Regions from separate parts of the Homo sapiens genome. Here regions 1 and 3 are each linked to region 2. The links are chromatin contacts, found by Hi-C in ENCODE. All regions are on one chromosome and are shown on one strand. Each heading gives the region's core, a stretch centred on a gene start or an enhancer-like site at or near the end of the contact. The rest is flanking DNA. Distances are from core to core; before and after follow the strand shown. Region 1 holds the start of SOX12 (SRY-box transcription factor 12). Region 2 holds the start of PCNA-AS1 (PCNA antisense RNA 1). Region 3 holds the start of STK35 (serine/threonine kinase 35).

Region 1 (4,340 bases), core at 407-2,906, 4.8 Mb before region 2:
TCTGTAAAACCACCATGTGAGGGAGAAACTGAATTATCCCCATTTTCAGGATAAGGAAAAGGAGGGACTGGGAATGTGAACTCAGGAAGTGTGACTCCATCGGGTAGACTGCTCAGGCTGCAGATGTAAAGGTTTTACACGTAGGCTTTTCCAGATCTCAGCTTCTGAAAGGCGGAGGGACCGTTTGGACGGGAGCAGGGCCTCCTCTTCCAAGCACCCTGTGCCTTTAAGAGTCGCCCCCTCCCTCCAGGGATGCTCCAATTTCTTTCTCCCCACCACCCCCACCCCGCCCCCCGCGCCGCGGAGCCGCACCTCGGTCCTTCCTCCCCGCCCCACACCCTCAAGCTCGGCTCTTGGCCTTCGCTCGTCCAGAAGTGGGTGAGCTGTACCGCCAGAGGCGCATTCTCCTAGCCCCAAACCATGCCCGCTACGCCCCAGCGGAATGCCACCTTAAAGACCCTAATCCGGGCACCTCCCAGCTCCTGCTTCCCAAGGGCGAGGCCTCAGCGCCCCCTCCCATCGCCCATGCTCACGACGCCGTGAAGGTGACCTCCCCCAGGGGCGGCACACGCCCAGTGGTGCCCGAACTGGCTCACACGTGGTGAGCCGGGAGCGCGCGGCCCCTCCCCGCCACGCGCCTCGTGCCGGCCACCCGGCCACGCCCCCAGGACTGGCTCCGCCCCGTGCCCCTGCACGCTTCTCCAGGCTTGGGTGGGGCGACGCGCCCAAGTCGGGCACCGGGCAGGCTACGGGGTGGGGTAGGACCTGGGAATGGCGCACCCACGCATCCTCGAATGTCGCCTGCGGTTTGTGAAAAGCGGGAAGTCCGCCCAGCTCAGGACCTTTGGCTGGCAGGCGAGGTGCCCCGCGGCCCTTGGTGCTGAGCAGGGGAGAGACAGCTGGGACCGCGAGCCTGGGAATCGAATCCTAGTCTGCGTGTCCTCGGTGCTTCCTATTTGGAAACTGGGCATCATATTATCATATTCCCTTCTCCCTCCGGATTCTTATGGAGCTTCGAACGAGATTAAATATACATATATATGAGAAAGGGATTTGTTCACTAGGTCCAAAAGCATTTGCTGGTCCCATATGTGGTCGGACCCTGTGTGTAGTAGGCGGGGGGCAACATCTACGACAACCTGAGTTCGTCCCCTTAAGAAGCTTTCCTGAGTCTTGGGCCCCCCAAATTCTCTTCTGGGATGGTCCGAAAAGACGTCCCTGAAAGAGGAAAGGGCGGAAATCCTACCTGACGGCAGGTGTCTCGGAATGAGCTAAAATTTAAAAGGCAACGCGGGGCAGGGACAAGCGTCCAGCGTCAGATGGAAGCAGGCTCGCGTCCCCTACCCTTCCTCCAACCCCTAACCTAAGAAAAGAAACCGATCTCGCCGGTCTCCCCCAATCCTAGCCGCGAGACCGCCCAGCCCCGCAGCCCGAGCCCCGCCCCGCTCCGGCGGCCAGCGATTGGGAGATGCAAATACCGGCTTCTCTGCCCAGCAACGGGTGACGCGGCGCCCGAGCGCGAGGCGGGGCCCGGCCGCAGCCCAAGCGGGCACCTCGGTGTTTACACGGGGCGGCCCCGCGCGCGCCGCAGCGGCCCGCAGACGGCGAGGGGGAGGGGTGGTGCGCGCGCCGGCGGGGCCGCGCGGGGAGAAAGACACTGAAAGGCGTCGGCGGCCGGGCGGGGAGCGGCGCGCGCGGGCCGCGGCGGAGCCAGAGGCTGCAGGAAGAGCCCGCGGGGGCCCGGAGGGTGCGATTCCTCGGCCCCCGCAAAACAATGTGTGTTGTGAGCCAGGACGCAACTTGCCGGAGGCGGCGGGGGCGCGCCGAGCCCGCCTGAGACCGCGCTGACCTTCTCCCCCCGCCGTCCGTTGGGCCCGAGCGCCCAGCTCCTCGCTCCCCAGTTCGCGGGGGCCGGGCCGAGCCGCGGGGCGGGGCCGCCCCTCCGTCGCCGCTGCCTCCTCCCCCACCCCCAGCCGCGGAGGATGCGGACGGCCCCCGGCGGCGTCTAGCGGCCCCGGGCCCAGGCGCGATGGTGCAGCAGCGGGGCGCGAGGGCCAAGCGGGACGGCGGGCCGCCGCCCCCGGGACCCGGGCCGGCCGAGGAGGGGGCGCGCGAGCCCGGCTGGTGCAAGACCCCGAGCGGCCACATCAAGAGGCCGATGAACGCATTCATGGTGTGGTCGCAGCACGAACGGCGGAAGATCATGGACCAGTGGCCCGACATGCACAACGCCGAGATCTCCAAGCGCCTGGGCCGCCGCTGGCAGCTGCTGCAGGACTCGGAGAAGATCCCGTTCGTGCGGGAGGCGGAGCGGCTGCGGCTCAAGCACATGGCGGATTACCCGGACTACAAGTACCGGCCGCGCAAAAAGAGCAAGGGGGCGCCCGCCAAGGCGCGGCCCCGCCCCCCCGGTGGTAGCGGTGGCGGCAGCCGGCTCAAGCCCGGGCCGCAGCTGCCTGGCCGCGGGGGCCGCCGAGCAGCGGGAGGGCCTTTGGGGGGCGGGGCGGCGGCGCCCGAGGACGACGATGAAGACGACGACGAGGAGCTGCTGGAAGTGCGCCTGGTCGAGACCCCGGGGCGGGAGCTGTGGAGGATGGTCCCGGCGGGACGGGCCGCTCGGGGACAAGCGGAGCGCGCCCAAGGGCCGTCGGGCGAGGGGGCGGCCGCCGCCGCCGCCGCCTCCCCGACACCGTCGGAGGACGAGGAGCCGGAGGAAGAGGAGGAGGAGGCGGCAGCGGCTGAGGAAGGTGAAGAGGAGACGGTGGCGTCGGGGGAGGAGTCGCTGGGCTTTCTGTCCAGGCTGCCCCCTGGCCCGGCCGGCCTGGACTGCAGCGCCCTGGATCGCGACCCGGACCTGCAGCCTCCCTCGGGCACGTCGCACTTCGAGTTCCCGGACTACTGCACCCCCGAGGTTACCGAGATGATCGCGGGGGACTGGCGCCCGTCTAGCATCGCAGACCTGGTTTTCACCTACTGAGCCCACCGTCAGCGGGGCGCGCACGCCCCCAAACCAGCTGTTTACATACAGGAATCAGGTATTGGGGCCCCTCGGAGGCCGAGGCTGGCACCCCATCTCCCGCGCAGCCTGCCCCCTCCTGGACGTGCCCATCCCCCCTCAGATCCAGACATGCCCCTCCCCCGCAGACACACCCCAAGGCAGCCCAACCCCCACCCCTTCCCCGACACCCAAGCCCCTCCCCACGTCGCCCCCTCCTGCACAGCCACCAGCAGCCAGCCCCCTCCGATACACCTCCCGTCCTCTCCTACAGACCTGCACCCCTCCCCCCTTTTGCACACGCCCCTCCTCGTGGCCGGAGGACCCGCCCCCTCCTTTGCTCCGGAATCTCTCCTCCCTCGCCCGGCCCGCCTTCTCTGGGTTAGGGGGGCGATGCGGCCGGGTGGCAACGCACGCGCCTCCTGCGCCCCTCCCTTCCCTGGGGGGAGGGGCGCACCCCTTTTATCCCCGGAGCGCTAGGGCCCGCCCCTCCGCTGGGGCCCACCCCCTTCGTGCGCATGCTTAATGCTTCTGGGGAGGAGGGGGCTGGTCCCAGCGGAGCCGCACTCTTCGCCCGCTCCGGGCAAAAGCGGGGGCGAGTGTAGAGCGATCCTGGGAAATCCTTTGATCCGGGAGCCCTAGGTTTCCTCTCCAGCCAACGGGGCGTCGCTGCCTTAATGGGAGGAGCACTCGGAAGGGTTGGTTTGGGCCTGAAACTCTCCCAAGTGGCATAGCCCCTTTTCCGGTATGGGGTCTCCTACACCCACGCGCACCACCTCTCCGGTCGCGTGGCTGCCTCTACAGCCTACCTATACGTCCCTTTTTCCCCCCAACTGGGAATTGAGAGGTAAGGTCTTTCTCTGGAAATCCAGCAGTAGAGGAAGGGACCACCCAAGAAAACTAAAAACCAAGGCACCTTACCAGTCTGTCTGGGGACAGGATCCCTGCTGCACCTTCCCCACCCCCTCCTGGGAAGTGCCCCCTCACCTCAGGGCACCCGCAACCTGGGCTCCTCCCTGAGCGCACCGGCCCTTCCTGTCACCCAGGTCCACCCTCAGTACTCAAGCTGCAGTATACAGCGGGAAAAACTGAGGCACTTTGGTGCTAGGGGTTTGGGACTGAGGCGTGGAGAGCAGATGTGATGGCAGGAAGACTCTCGCTTTTAAACATCTGGTTTGGGAGAGACCATCGACTTGGCCAGTGAGACTGAGAATGGATTCCGAGTAGTGATGGGCCGTTTGCACCTCGGTTTTTCCACGTGAGAAATGGGGAGAACGCTGCTGTTAGGAGGAAGTTGTGTCCAGTTCAGGGTGCCCTCGGGAGCCCTGTCCCTGTTGCTGTGGCC
Region 2 (4,456 bases), core at 1,412-3,911:
CTTAGTGAGAAGTCTCCTTCCTGTTTAACCTTTGATTCCTACAGCCTGTGACTTTGGCTAAATTGTCACTTAAGGTTGCTCAGCCTGCTTCTCCACCTTTAAAATGGGCTACCAATTGGACCCACAACATGTAAGCTAATATTAGGATTACATAAGTGCTCCAAACAGGTAGACTTTTACTCCTAACCATATCCTTCTATTGAGCTGCTGTCCTATGCTCAATTATTTGGTAAGAGAGTAAGTATCTCCAGAAAGCTAAAGGTTATACGCCTAACTTCCCAATCCTACCCTTAAGAGCCGGTGTGGACTTGATCCATAAACCACTGTTCTGTGGTATGTACACGTGCTGAATTTGTATTCCCTTCTTGCAAATATAATTCTAAATTGGATGACACTTATAAATCATTCGCAGATTTCAACAGTATCTCAATTTTCAGAAATTACTTGGGATCCAATTCTGTCTACTTTTAATTTTAGCAATTAACCTAATAAGCAGTATTATAATTCTCTTCAAACTATTTTCTTTTTACTTAAAAACTACTTACAGCTTCCTCCTCTTTATCGACATTACTTGTCTGTGACAATTTAATGTTTCCATTTCCAAGTTCTCCACTTGCAGAAAATTTCACTCCGTCTTTTGCACAGGAAATTACAACAGCATCTCCAATATGGCTGAGATCTCGGCATATACGTGCAAATTCACCAGAAGGCATCTTTACTACACAGCTGTACTCCTGTTCCTATTAAGAACAAAAATTTTCCAAAAGTTAATTGTTAGAAATTTAATGATTTGGCACCCTCACTTTCTTAAAAGGCAACACCTAAACAACTCAGAATCAATATTTTCTGATTACTTTAAAATATGACTTGCGTAATTTCTTAACAAACTCCACTCAAAAAAATAAATGGCTATTAAATGCACCATCCAGGGAACAAGAGCCTCCTCCTCCTCATCCTCCAGGGATAAAGTAAGAGAACATTAGAGTATGGCACAGAAATCATGATGGCGCAAGCAGGCCTAACTACTTTCTAAAAGAAAGCAAGAGAATATATTAGGCATTTTCAACATTCAAACATTTCTTCTCTCCTTTGGTGTTTATAAACCTAACCTGGATAAATTTCTTCCAAGTCAGCTTTAAAATCCACTTAATAAAAAGCAAGCATTCTAGAAGGAAACAAATTTTAAAAGAGGTTCATGGAAGTTAATGCAAATAGACAACTGGCAGTAAACAATAAATTTAACCTGTGAGTTTTAGACTTGTGGTGAACAACTATCCAAATACTAAAATCTCTCTTTGAAACATGCACCAGTAGATATATTTCTAGAAAAAGTTGTTATGAAGTAGGCTTAAATTATATTAACATATCTTGACGGAGGAGGATCACTTGAGGCCAGGAGTTCCAGACCAGCCTGGGCAAGACTGCCCCCACGCCCACACACAAAAATGAAAAAATTAGCCAGGTGTGGTGGGACAGGCCCGTAGTCCTTCCTAGCCACTTAGGAGACTAAGGCAAGAGGACTGCTTGAGCCCAGGAATCCCAGGTTAGAGAGAGCTATATGGCACTACTGCACTCCAGCCTGGGCAACAGAGCCAAGACCCTGTCTGTAAAAATAAACAAACATTCTATGACATAACTATCGTGCCTGTGTACAGCACTCTCTACAATGAGAAACTGATACTCACTGGAATTCCAAGTTGTTCAACATCTAAATCCATCAACTTCATTTCATAGTCTGAAACTTTCTCCTGGTCTACCAAAAGAAAGCAGATGCTTTTGAGAAATACTGACACAGAGTTTTGATTTTCTGTAGCTTCGTGACTCGGTAAAAAGGTACGACTTACTTGGTGCTTCAAATACTAGCGCCAAGGTATCCGCGTTATCTTCGGCCCTTAGTGTAATGATATCTTCATTGCCGGCGCATTTTAGTATTTTGGACATACTAGAAGACAGGAGACACATGCTTTAAAATCAACGCCGTCTGCTGAAGGGCTGTATTTCGAACGCGGTTAGAAGGGGTTACCACTCTCACCCATCAGGCCGTCTCAGAACTGGTGGAGGGTAAGCGGACTGCTGGAGGATGCCATTATTAATGCAGACGTTTTGGGACGCATCTGGCAGTATTTATACTAAAATACCACCAGCAGTGTCCCTTCTGGATAGAAACAATCTCCTGCCACTAAGTAGGATGACAGGCTGCCACATTTCTCGCAAGGGCATTATAAAGCATTTAAAGTCAACCGCGACTGAGCCGGGAGGATCGCTTGAGCCCAGAAGTTGGAGACCAGCCCGGGCAACACACCGAGACCGTCTCAGAAACAAGAAAGCCACAGCTAAAGCGTCCATTCAAGGCCAACAGGATTTAGTGAGCAAAGAGCCCTGGAACAGTGTTCCTGGCACTGCGGAAAAACCCTTGATTTTCCCGCCACCACCCGCTTTGTGACTTTGGCGCGAAAAAGCAGGTTCGCGCAGCAGCCAGCGCGGGCTTTTCCGAACCGCGCGCTCAGCTGGGCCCCACCCCACTGCGTGGCAGGCCAATGAGAAGGCGCGGATGGCCCACGCCAGCCAATGAGGGCTAGGCTCGAAAGCGCTCCCGCCAAGCACCGGAGGTGCAGGCGGGCCGGGGCCGGCTTCCCGGGGCCGCGAGGCTCACCTGGTGAGGTTCACGCCCATGGCCAGGTTGCGGTCGCAGCGGTAGGTGTCGAAGCCCTCAGACCGCAGGGTGAGCTGCACCAAAGAGACGTGGGACGAGTCCATGCTCTGCAGGTTTACACCGCTGGAGCTAATATCCCAGCAGGCCTCGTTGATGAGGTCCTTGAGTGCCTCCAACACCTTCTTGAGGATGGAGCCCTGGACCAGGCGCGCCTCGAACATGGTGGCGGAGTGGCAACAACGCCGCTACAGGCAGGCGGGAAGGAGGAAAGTCTAGCTGGTTTCGGCTTCAGGAGCCTCAGAGCGAGCGGGCGAACGTCGCGACGACCGGCTGAGACCTAGAAAGACAACGACCACTCTGCTACGCCTGCAACCGTTTAATGCCGCCGCGTCCGCAAGCGCGCGCTCTCACCCTGCGCCGCGTTGCGACGTCACCACGCTGTCCAGCCCACGGCCTTGCGGGGAAGACTTTAGGGCCAATCGTGTCCATGCTCCCCGCGAGGCCCGCCCCCTAGAGCATACATTGGAGGAAGCGGGCGCAGGGCGGGGCAGCGTCGCGCAGGTCTCCCCGCCTCTTTGACTCCTGAACCCGGCCGCAGAACAAGTCCGGGCATATGTGGAGATCGGGTCCCGGTCCCGGCTCGTCAAGCCCCAGCTTTATGGTGGCTCCTCAGCCTCCCACTACGTGGGTAGAAAGTTTCCAGCCACGAAAGTGAAAGTGAAATGCAAATCAAGCCTACCGGGAGGAAAAGCCTCCTTGCAGCCTGAAGAGAGTACAGCTGCTGCAAATATGCACTTTATTTTTCAATTACAGAATTGATGCGCTCGTAGGTGTCACAAGATAAAGAGGTGAATTGTTCTGTTAAACTTAGCTCCCTATCATCCTCTTAACATTCCCCCGCCAGCTCTTATAATCACTCAATCGTTCATTGTATAAAGCTTTTAAAGCTTTTTTAAAAGTTCGAATACACTTTTTTTTTTTCAAAAATGCACTCATTCCGTAAACACTTGGAAAAGTACTTAATAAAGTACATTTAATTTTATGCCACGTACATCTTTTATCATATCAGTACCTCTTTAAAACATAGCATCACATGTATATAACATAATTTATCAATCTCCTGTTGTTTAACTACAAACACCTTTGAGCACTTAGGCAATTTTGGTGATATCAACTCCTTGAAGTAATACAGCTGAGTCAAAGAGCGTACACATTTAATATTTTTTCTTTTCTTTTCCTTTCTTTTTGAGATGGAGTCCTGCTCTGTCATCCAGGCTGGAGTACAGTGGCGCGATCTCAGCTCATTGCAACCTCCGCCTCCCAGGTTCAAGTGAGTCTCCTGCCTCAGCCTCCCGAGTATCTGGGATTACAGGTGCCTACCACCACCCCCGGCTAATTTTTGTATTATTATTATTATTTTTTTTTAGTAGAGACGGGGTTTCACCATGTTGGCCAGGCTGGTCTTGAACACCTGACCTGAGGTGATCCACCTGCCTCGGCCTCTCAAAGTGCTGGGATTACAGGCGTGAGCCACCACGCCCAGCCAGAAATTTTCAATTGTTACAGGATGGACAGGATTTGTTGTTTCTCTCTTGCTTTCTTCACACCACTTCTCTTTAGTTACTTTTAATACCTTGGTCAGCAGAATTCTTTAGTTTTTCTACCATGTATCTAGGTATGGAGTTAGTTTTATTTGTCTTGTTGAGGGAACTGAAGATTCATTTCAAGTCTGACATATTCTCAATCATTATGGCTTCAAATATCTCCTCTCCTTAGTCTATTCTTTATCTCTGGAATGCCTTT
Region 3 (4,438 bases), core at 1,720-4,219, 3.0 Mb before region 2:
TGTATCCATCTCATGGCTTTTGTACTTGTTCTTCTTTCTTCTTGGAATGACTTCCCATTCGGTTTCAGAGCTGGGTTCTTGACATTCAGGTTTCAATTCAAATGTCAAATGCCAAAGAGGCTATTATGGACTGAATTGTGTCCCTCCTCACTCCAAATTCATGTTGAAGTTATAATTCCCAGTACCTTAGAATGTGCCTATATTTGAAGATAAGGTCTTTAAAGAGGTAATTAAGATAAAATAAGGCTGTCGGAATGAAGGACAAAAACCATACTATCATTTCAATTGATGCTGAAAAAGCATTTGATAAAATTCAACATGGTTTCATGATAAAAACCCTAAAAAAAACTGGGAATAGAAGGAAAATACCCCCACATAATAAAAGCCATATATGACAAACCCACAGCTAGTACCATACTGAATGGGGAAAAACTGAAAGCCTTTAAGATCTGGAATACAACAAGGATGCCCACTTTCACCACTGTTATTCAACACAGTACTAGAAGTACTAGAAGTACTAGCTAGAGCAATCAGGCAAGAGAAAGAAATAAAGGGCATCCAAATAGGAAAGGAAAAAGTTAAATTATCCTTGTTTGCATATTATATCTTATATTTGGAAAAACCTAAAGACTCCACCAAAAAACTGTTAGAACTGATAAACAAATTCCGTACAGTTGCAGGATACAAAATCAACATACAAAAATCAGTAGCATTTCTATATGTTAACAGTGAACAATCTGAAAAAGAAATTTAAAAAGTAATCCCATTTACAATAGCCATAAATAAAAATACCTAGGAATTAATTTAAAGAAATGAAAGATCTCTATAATGAAAACTATAAAACACTGATTAAAGAAATTGAAGAGGACACACAAAAAATGGAAAGATATTTCATGTTCATGGATAGGAAGAATCAACATTGGTTAAAATGTCCATACTACCCAAAGCAATCTAAAGAGTCAATGCAATCCCTATCAAAATACCAATGACATTCTTCACAGAAATAGAAAAAAGGTTATGGTTAAAAAGACCTTCTGATCACCATTTTGCAACTGTAATAATTGTTTCAAGCAAGAATCACCATGAATTCTGAAACCAGTGGGTAAGAGTCTAAAGAAGAGGATATTTAAATAGTCTCAAAATATCTTCCCACAGAATACTTAATAGTTACAGAAGGAAAAATCGTAACTTTATGGTAGAGTGTAACTACTCCTACACCACCTCAACCAAATGATGGAAGTTAACACCACGAATACTGGGACAAACACAATGCCATGTGCCTCCTGATGAAAGGCCCTGAGGAGGCAACTTTTTTCAGCAGTAGTCCTGCCAAAAAATGCATACCCTCTCAGAATAGCAAGGGATGGGTTGGTGGGGGGTGGGGGAGGAGAGAAAAATGGATACTCTGAAACTAATAAGAAAACACAGATGAATAAAAATTTAGGGACATTCTACAATATAACTCGCCAGTATTCTTCAAAAATGTCAAGGTCATGAAAGACAAAGAAAGGCTGGATAACTAACTGCCCTTCCAGATTAAAAGAAACTAAAGAGGCATGACAACTCAGTGCAACGTCTGATCCTGAATTGGATCCTGGGGAATAGCTATAAAGGACATTATTGGGACCATTAGCAAAATTTAAATATGGATGGAGTGTATTAAATAAAACAATTGTATCATTGTTAAAATTCCTGATTTTTGACCACTGTACTGAGATTATGCCAGATAATGTCTTTTTTTTAAGGAAACACACACATATATTTAGGATAAAGGAGTTTGATGTTGGAAACTCTAAAATGATGTAGTAAAAAAGAATATATACATTATATATGTGTGTGTGTGAATATCTATATACCGTATACTGATTTCCTTTCTTTTGGGGTATATACCATATAGATATCCACACACAATATGTATTTGTGTGTATATATACACATACACGAGAGGATATGGATATGCAGCAAAATATAACAATTTGTTATTCTAGTGGAAAAGTATATGATCTTTACGATTCTTGAAATTTATGTGTAAATTTGAAATTTAATCACAAAAAAGTTAAGAGGTTTTCAGCGACCAAATACATTATAAGAAATGGCCTGTATCCAGTGAGCACTCTTTAGCTCATTCTTTTTCTCCATCACACTTACCACTGGCAAAAATTATCCTGTGCATTTATTTAATAATACTTAACATTGTGTGCAAGGCTGTCCTAAGTGCTTTACCTGTATAACCTCTGTGGATCTTCTTACAGGTAAGGAACAAATACACAAGAAGGTTGACTAACTTGCCCAAGGCCACCCATGTGGTTTGTCTCCTGCAGTGGCACAGAACCTCAACCAAGGCAGAAACTGCCTTGTCTATTGCTCTTTCCCCAGCGACTTGGAATGGTGCCTAGCACATTACGGGTGTTCAATAAACATCTGTAGATTCAGTTAACAAACACTGGGCACCCACTAGGCCTACACTGGAATACAAAATACAGAACAAAATATTCAAAAATCTGTGCCTAAATGGGAGCTTTGGGTACTAACAGCCCCACACCCAATTAGCCTCCATCTAGGTATTTCATTTGGGTCTATCATTCCTGGGAATTAAAGCCCATTCTATCCATTTTGCAGAGGATCATTAGATAAACGGATGCTCAGGGTGGGTCAATGATTTGCACAAGATCACTGGGCTGGTAGAAGGGAAGGTCGGGATTCCAACCCAGTCCCTGAGGTTCCCAGGACAGAGCTATGAATCAAACGACCAAGACAATCACCCAGTCAGTATTTATTAGGCGCCTACTGCGGACGGTTGGTCTTCACGCAGATCAGGCGAGAAGGGATAGTGATGCGCGGGCCGCTGCGGAGACCCGGAGCCCGCCGCGGATCACGGGAATTTCGCGCCTATTTTTTGTTGGCTGGGTGTTCTCGCCAGTGATTGGGTCCCGGCAAGGCGTGCCGGTGCGCTCGGCTGCGGCTGCTCCGTCGACCTTTGCAGGACCGGGCGGTGCAGGGCTCACTCGGCTGGCGTCCCGGGGGATGGGCCACCAGGAGTCTCCGCTGGCCCGGGCGCCGGCGGGAGGTGCAGCTTATGTAAAGAGGTTATGTAAAGGGCTCAGCTGGCGCGAACACGTGGAAAGCCACGGGAGCCTAGGAGCCCAGGCTTCCCCAGCGAGCGCCGCGGCAGCAGAAGGATCCGCTACACGCCGGGCTCGGGCCGCCACCTCCCGCGCTGCTCGGTCCCGGAGGCAGCCCGGGCCCGGAGCGGACCATCCCCAGGCAGGGGCTCCAGGGGGGAAACGGGCCGCCCGGAAGTGGAGGTGCGCGGGCCAGGTAAGGGCGCCGTTGGAGGACTGAAGGCCAGCGCCGAGGCTGGAGTTACTGCCACTGCCTCCGCGCTTGGGAAGGGAAATCGGGTCCTCGGCCAGTCGCACTCCGAGAAGCCGAACTTTTCAGCCAATCCCTTCTACCCGTCGCCCTCGGGGACTTGGGTCGGTCCGCTGGGCTCCGCTAGGGCTTAATTCAATGGACTGTTTACACCCGGGCGAACACAAGGCGGGGCGCGGGGAGGAGCGTCACAGAGGGGGCCAAGCAAAGAAAAATATTTCCGCCGGCCAAATCGCGTCTCTAAGCGGTTTTCAGAAGGCGTGAAGCTTGCTGGCTCTTCTTTTTCCTATCGCTACATGACAAGCTAACAGAGAGAGCGGAGAGTTTGTGCTTTTCTTTCCGGTTCCCCCTCTGAGCTGCTGCCCAGTGGTTCGGTCTTTCCCGCTTTCCCCTCCCCTCCCCCGTTCAATCAGCGGCGGTGGCTTCCGTCTTAAAGGGGCCGCGGCGGCCGGGGGAGGAGGAGGTGGGACGCCCCGCGGCCTACGCTCCTGGCCTCCCCGCCTTGGCCTGGCCGTTTAACCGATTCTTTCGCCCGCAGGTCACAATCCAAGGTCCGGCTCCTCCGCGTCCCAGGGCCGGACGGAGGGATGAGGCAGGGGGGGCCCGGGCAGCGCCGTTGCTGCTCCCCCCGCCGCCCGCAGCCATGGAAACGGGGAAGGACGGCGCCCGCAGAGGTACACAAAGCCCGGAGCGGAAAAGGCGAAGCCCAGTGCCGCGGGCGCCCAGCACGAAGCTGAGGCCGGCGGCGGCGGCCCGGGCCATGGATCCGGTGGCGGCCGAGGCCCCGGGCGAGGCCTTCCTGGCGCGGCGACGGCCTGAGGGCGGTGGCGGGTCCGCGCGGCCGCGTTACAGCCTGTTGGCGGAGATCGGGCGCGGCAGCTACGGCGTGGTTTATGAGGCAGTGGCCGGGCGCAGCGGGGCCCGGGTGGCGGTCAAGAAGATCCGCTGCGACGCCCCCGAGAACGTGGAGCTGGCGCTGGCTGAATTCTGGGCCCTCACCAGCCTCAAGCGGCGCCACCAGAACGTCGTGCAGTTTGAGGAGTGCGTCCTGCAGCGCAATGGGTTA

Evidence for each region. A loop is a pair of places that touch in the nucleus more often than their neighbours do. Pooled maps may share reads with other maps.
Region 1: a loop to region 2 is called in a map of HepG2, with 14 times the contacts of the local background. The contact joins the promoter of SOX12 here to the promoter of PCNA-AS1 in region 2. A Hi-C loop is called at or near these places in 1 of 168 maps with a recorded cell type or tissue (HepG2), 1 of 37 single-sample maps with no recorded cell type and 9 of 50 pooled maps.
Region 3: a map of naive thymus-derived CD4-positive, alpha-beta T cell shows a loop between it and region 2 (16-fold over the local background). The contact joins the promoter of STK35 here to the promoter of PCNA-AS1 in region 2. A Hi-C loop is called at or near these places in 1 of 168 maps with a recorded cell type or tissue (naive thymus-derived CD4-positive, alpha-beta T cell), 3 of 37 single-sample maps with no recorded cell type and 12 of 50 pooled maps.

What each region holds. Positions count from the first base shown.
Region 1 is chr20:323,896-328,235 of GRCh38, forward strand. SOX12 (SRY-box transcription factor 12) reads left to right here and starts at 1,657. Exons shown (of 1, transcript NM_006943.4): 1 at 1,657-4,340. The coding sequence starts at 2,030. The coding sequence ends at 2,977. It overlaps NRSN2-AS1 (NRSN2 antisense RNA 1), which reads right to left and starts at 1,357. Exons shown (of 3, transcript NR_109990.1): 1 at 1,247-1,357. RefSeq lists silencers at 527-786, 1,347-1,656, 1,767-2,146, 2,217-2,276, 2,297-2,786 and 2 more.
Region 2 is chr20:5,116,925-5,121,380 of GRCh38, forward strand. PCNA-AS1 (PCNA antisense RNA 1) reads left to right here and starts at 2,662. Exons shown (of 1, transcript NR_028370.1): 1 at 2,662-3,045. It overlaps PCNA (proliferating cell nuclear antigen), which reads right to left and starts at 3,034. Exons shown (of 6, transcript NM_182649.2): 1 at 2,654-3,034; 2 at 1,845-1,942; 3 at 1,686-1,753; 4 at 546-740. The coding sequence starts at 2,874. RefSeq lists enhancers at 1,608-2,488, 2,228-2,377, 2,489-3,369, 2,818-2,987, 3,118-3,567 and a silencer at 2,568-2,627.
Region 3 is chr20:2,098,858-2,103,295 of GRCh38, forward strand. STK35 (serine/threonine kinase 35) reads left to right here and starts at 2,970. Exons shown (of 4, transcript NM_080836.4): 1 at 2,970-3,318; 2 at 3,911-4,438. The coding sequence starts at 3,025. RefSeq lists silencers at 2,856-3,045, 3,146-3,435, 3,446-3,495, 3,786-4,315, 4,336-4,385 and an enhancer at 3,731-4,438.